Regions from separate parts of the Mus musculus genome. Here region 1 is linked to region 2. The links are chromatin loops, found by intact Hi-C in ENCODE. Cell type or tissue: left cerebral cortex. All regions are shown on one strand.

What was found. Hi-C counts contacts between places; a loop is a spot of excess contacts. Peaks named below come from ENCODE experiments on the same cell type or tissue, not always from the same donor. Only the 100,000 strongest peaks of a DNase experiment are listed, where the experiment ranks them.
Region 1: a loop joins it to region 2, with 5 times the contacts of the local background. A loop is called at or near these places in 5 of 42 quality-filtered maps.

Annotation. Positions count from the first base shown.
Region 1 is chr5:123,342,868-123,345,367 of GRCm38, forward strand. It overlaps Bcl7a (B cell CLL/lymphoma 7A), which reads left to right and starts at 1,581. Exons shown (of 6, transcript NM_029850.3): 1 at 1,581-1,854. The coding sequence starts at 1,763. It overlaps Gm15860 (predicted gene 15860), which reads right to left and starts at 2,275. Exons shown (of 2, transcript NR_165267.1): 1 at 2,059-2,275. In left cerebral cortex, a CTCF peak has its summit at 993; DNase peaks (open chromatin) are centred at 1,353, 1,619, 2,253 and 2,381; H3K4me3 peaks cover 1,938 bases; H3K27ac peaks cover 1,647 bases.
Region 2 is chr5:123,256,072-123,258,571 of GRCm38, forward strand. It overlaps Wdr66 (WD repeat domain 66), which reads left to right. Exons shown (of 21, transcript NM_001370840.1): 2 at 1-175. Among named protein-coding and RNA genes, the nearest start is that of Wdr66, 3.5 kb to the left of the region's middle. In left cerebral cortex, no CTCF peak of the experiment used is centred here; a DNase peak (open chromatin) is centred at 1,535; H3K27ac peaks cover 783 bases.

The DNA.
Region 1 (2,500 bases), 87 kb after region 2:
TAAACAAAAATGAATTCCCTGGGGTCCAAGCACATATCTGATGATCAAATACAGAGGGTCAAATGCATGAGACTTCGGATTTATGGCACATTTTTCAATCCATCACAGAACGATTCTTTGACATATTTGTGGGGTGTGTTATTTTGTTTTGAGACAGGGTTTTCTTTTTGTGGCCCTGGCTGTCCTAGAACTCACTACTATGTAGACCAGACTGGCTTTGAGTCTTGAATACATAGAATCGGCCTGCTTCTGCTTCCCAAGTGCTGGGATTAAAGGTGTGTACCACCACTGCCTGGCTCCATTGTTTTGTTGTTGTTGTTGGTTTTTTGCTTTTGTTTGTTTTGGTTTGGGTTGTTTTTTTGTTTTGTTTTGTTTTAAGACAGGGCCTCACTATGTAGTCCTGGAACTACCTACATAAACCAGGTTGGTCTTGAACCACAGATCTCTACCTGCTTCTGCCTGGAATTAAAGGAGTGGGCTACCACATCTGATTGTTGTTCTTATTTTTAAATTTTCGCTTTAGGACCGTGCGTTTAAAGTGGTTAAAAGAAGCCTGGGGGAAATTTCCCCAGATTCTCACACCCATTTCCCCACTAGCTCCCTCTACCAAACCCCTGCAACCCCCCCAGACTTCAGGGGGAGATGCTTGGTACTAGAATCATGGCAGTCACAGATGAAGGTCACTGCTGCAACCTTCAATAACTCCTTGACTCAGTTTGTCCATCTGTGAAATGACTGATGTTGCGCTAGTTCCTCTCCAGGTAGCAGCTCTCTCACTTCAGGTCATCTCTTTTCCCAGCATTCACGTGGACAAGCATTCGCTCTGGTCCAGTCTGTGTAGCCGCAACTGCACACCCACCTGTCCCTATACTGGGTGACCGCGGTAGATCCTGTCACCCAGCTCTGTCCTAGGGTAGGGAGACAGCCTCTCATAAGTCCTTCTGTGTTGGGCCAGTCTAGTTTACCTGCTGCTCCGGGTCATTACACTGCACTTCCACCAGGAGCCGTTTAAGATTAAATTGTCATTTTCGGTCAAACCCCAGGGAGGTTGATCCGTGACTGGGACAACTTATCTCTAAGGGAAAGAAAGCCCAGAGACAATGTCAATTGCCACCGGGTTCGGGCACCTTTCCTACGACTCTAGTTTAAGCATGGGGAGGAGACGTTCTAGCTCGCACATTTTAACAGGGCAGCTGGCCAGAGACCGGCGCCTCAACTCTTTCTAAGATCACCTCGCGTCCCGAACCGCCGCCTCCAACTCTTGAGAACTCAAACGCCCGACAAGAAACTTGCACGATCGCGCCCGCGGCCACCAACCCGAGCCAGAGCACCCACGGCCTGCAGTCTGCCATCCCCAGGGTGTGTGTCTTGGGGGGGGGAGGGGCCCCCCATCGCACCTGCGGCCTCTGGGTGAGTCCTGGCGCGGGCCCGTCCCGCGTGCTGGGAGGTCGGGGTTACCCGGGAGAGCTTTCCCAGAGTGAGGTCCCCGAGGCTCCCCGGGGAGGGCGGCGGCACCCGGAGGCCGCACTGCTGGCGGCCGCGCCGCTCCCCCTCGCTCTGTGCAGCTGCCGCCCCGGCGCTTGCGCACTGGGCCCCGGGCGCGCGGCGGCACCAGGCTTTGTGTGTGCGCGTATGTGTGTGAGTGTGTGTCTGTGCGCGAGTGAGAGAGCGGGCGAGTGTGGCGAGCAGGACCCGGCGGGCGCGCTCCCCCAGCCTCCCTCTCTCTCTCTCTTTCCTCTCTCTCTCCCTCCCCGCCAGAACCATGTCGGGCAGGTCGGTTCGAGCCGAGACCAGGAGCCGGGCCAAAGATGATATCAAGAGGGTCATGGCGGCTATCGAGAAAGTGCGCAAATGGTAAGCCGAGGCGCCTGCTCGCTCTCTCGCTCGCCCCGGCTCGCTGCACCGCGTCGCGGCCGCCAGCAAGCCCGGACCCAGCGCGTAGAGCGGCGGGGCGCAGCGGCCCCGGGCCCGGAGTTGGCGAGGGCGCGCGGCCGGGGTCACCTGCGCCCCGCGGGGGCTGCGTCCGCTGCCCAGGTGTGCTTGGCGCCGGTCACCCACCTGGCGCGGCGGCGGCGAGAGCGGCGGCGGCGGCGGCAGGAGCCCGGAGCTCGGAGCTCGGCTCTCGGGAGAGGGGGGTTCGCAGCCGGCCCCAGAAGCCATTTCGTTTTTTTGTGCAAGTCACATGAAAGCGGCTTCCCGCGCGCCGGGGCCGTGATGCCGGCGGCGGCGGGCAGAGCGCGAGCTCCATTGTGCAGCGCGGAGCGGGCCGCCGTCTCCTCCCGGGGCGGCGCGGCGCCGGTGTCCCCCCCCCCCAACACACACACACACACATACACACACACATCCTACGCCCCGACCCGCCCGCAGCTCCCCGCCTCCCAGGCCTCGGCGCCCTCGAGTCTGCGGAGTTTGCAGAGCGCGAGCCGTTTAAATTTAGCGCTTTGGGCAGCCTGGAGCGAGGGCTCCGGGCGAGGAAGGAAGATGGGGGCGAGCGCTAGGA
Region 2 (2,500 bases):
CAGCCAGAAGCCTGAAGACATTTTAGCCCAAGGAAAAGATGAAGCAAGACTCTCCCTGGAAGAAAGACGAAAATTATTCCAGTCCAAAGGACTGAGTGCGGAGGAGTCACTGGTGTCTGTCTCCACAGAGGACACCTTATTCCAGAAGGAGGAGGACTCCAAGGTGTACCCTTTGGTGAGTGTAAATGGCATGTCATTCCTAGGCTTGGACATCATTGTGAGATAAGGCACCTGTGTATGTCTAGGAAGTTCCGGTGTGCGCACGGGTGTGTGTGCCCACATTCATGTGAAAGGCAGAAGATAACCTTGGCTCTTTTTTTTAGCCTCTGTTCACCTTTATTTTTATTATTGGATGTTCCCCCCTTTCTTTCTCTCTCTCTCTCTTTCTTTCTTTCTTTCTTCCTTCCTTCCTTCCTTCCTTCCTTCCTTCCTTTCTTTCTTTCTTTCTTTCTTTCTTTCTTTCTTTCTTTCTTTCTTTCTTTCTTTCTTTCTTTTTTCGAGACAGGGTTTCTCTGTGTAGCCCTGGCTGTCCTGGAACTCACTCTGTAGACCAGGCTGGCCTCAAACTCAGAGATCCACCTGCCTCTGCCTCCTGGATTAAAGGCGTGCTTAGATAAGGTTTTCCACTGGCTTGGAATTTAGGTTGTGAAATAGCCTAGGCTGCTTGGCCAGTGACACTCACCTCAAGCCCCCAAGATCCACTGTTTCTGCCCTCCTCAGCACCGGGGGATCACTTCTCTCAAGCCTAGCCTTTTTTTTTTTTTTTTCTCTGTGTAGCCCTGGCTGTTCTGGAACTCACTTTGTAGACCAGGCTGCTGGCCTCGAACTCAGAAATCTGCCTGCCTCAGCCTCTGGAGTGCTAGGATTAAAGGCATGCACCACCATGCCCGGCAAGCCTAGCCTTATATAAAACAAAAATAAAAAACAAACCAGGCGTCCTGAGAATCCAGCTCAGTCCTCTCCTTGGCATCTCTCCAACCTTGGGAGGGAATGGAGCGGGCATCTTTTTAAACCAATACTTTTCAGACCAACTACGTCTTTTAAAGTTCTGTCAAGAGCTGGGGGGGGGGGGGCATAGTGGAGGGTATTGGGGGGGGAGTGGCACACCCACGTGTTCGACCTAGAACTTGATGGTGACATCTGGGTTCAATAGCACTGCTCTGGCAGGCCGGAAATTCCCCGAATAGCTTGACTGTTGCACGAGGATTATTTCACAAGGGACTCTCCACGTCCCTTTCTCTTCCTTTCCCACCCTCCGTTCCTCTTCCTCCTCCTCTTCCTCTCTCCTATCTTGCTCTCTTTACCCTCTTCTGTCTTCTATACTACTGGATCTTCCTCCTTCGCTTCCGCACGTCCTCCCCTCCCTCTCCTCATTTGCCTCTGCTCCGGGAAGAGAGCTTTAACAGCTCTCCAAACCCCAGTCAGAAGATGACAAAGCTCTGGCCTTCCCTGGAAATTCACCCCTCTCGCGGCTCCTGACATGTCTCCCCGGGAGGCACCATCTGTGAGTTGCAGAAACATTGTCATTTACCCAGAGAAGGAAGAAGAGGCCCCTCCCCCCACCAACTCCTTCCCCATCTGCCGCTTTCCAGAAATGTATTCGTCGGGATTCATTTCTTGCTTTTTGGTTCGTTTCCTCCCACCCCCACCCCACACACTTACTTTTCTTGTGGACTTCTGCCTTTGGAAGAGTGATTCTATATAGAGTCTAGTCTTAACACAGAGTGAGCCTTTGAACTCAGCTCACAGTAGGTTTTGTTGGGTTTTGTTTTTGTTTTTTTCTGTTTTGTTTTAAGAAGGATTTGCTATGTAGCCCAGGCTGGCCTGGAAGTTACAACTCTCGGAACCGCAACCCCCGGAATACAAGAAAAGTTGTACAACGTTCAGTCACCACCACCTTTGTTTTTATTTTTAAAATCTGCGGTGCCTTTACTTGTGAGGGTCACACAGATGTTCCAGTGTGAAAGTCAGAGGACAACTTTCAGAAGTCAGTTTCTCCTTCACTGCTCAGGCATGGCAGCAAGACCTTGACTCGCTGAGCCAGTCTTGCCCATGTCACACTTTAATTTTGTTGAGACAGTGGCCTCTCCCTGAGCCCGAAGCTCATTCCGTTTATACTGACTGGCCGGCGAGCCTCCGGGATCCCCCACCTCCAATCCTTTGCTGGGGCGTCTTAGTCAGTGTCCAGTTGCCATCAAGAGGCGCCATGATGACCATGCTAACTCTTGTAAAATACAAAGCATCTTGCTGGGGGCTTGCTTACAATTTCAGAGGGTCACTCTGTGACCACGAAGGCGGGAAGCTTGGCAGGAAGGCAGGCAGACTGCTGACTGCTGGAGCTAGGAGCTTACATCCTTATCTATCTGCAGGTAGCAGGCAGAGAGCTAAGAGCCAGAGTGAGTGAGAGAGAGAGAGAGAGAGAGAGAGAGACTTGTTTTAGCTTCTCAAACCTCACCCTCCGTGTCACACTGCTTTCAAGGAGGCCACACCCACTAATCCT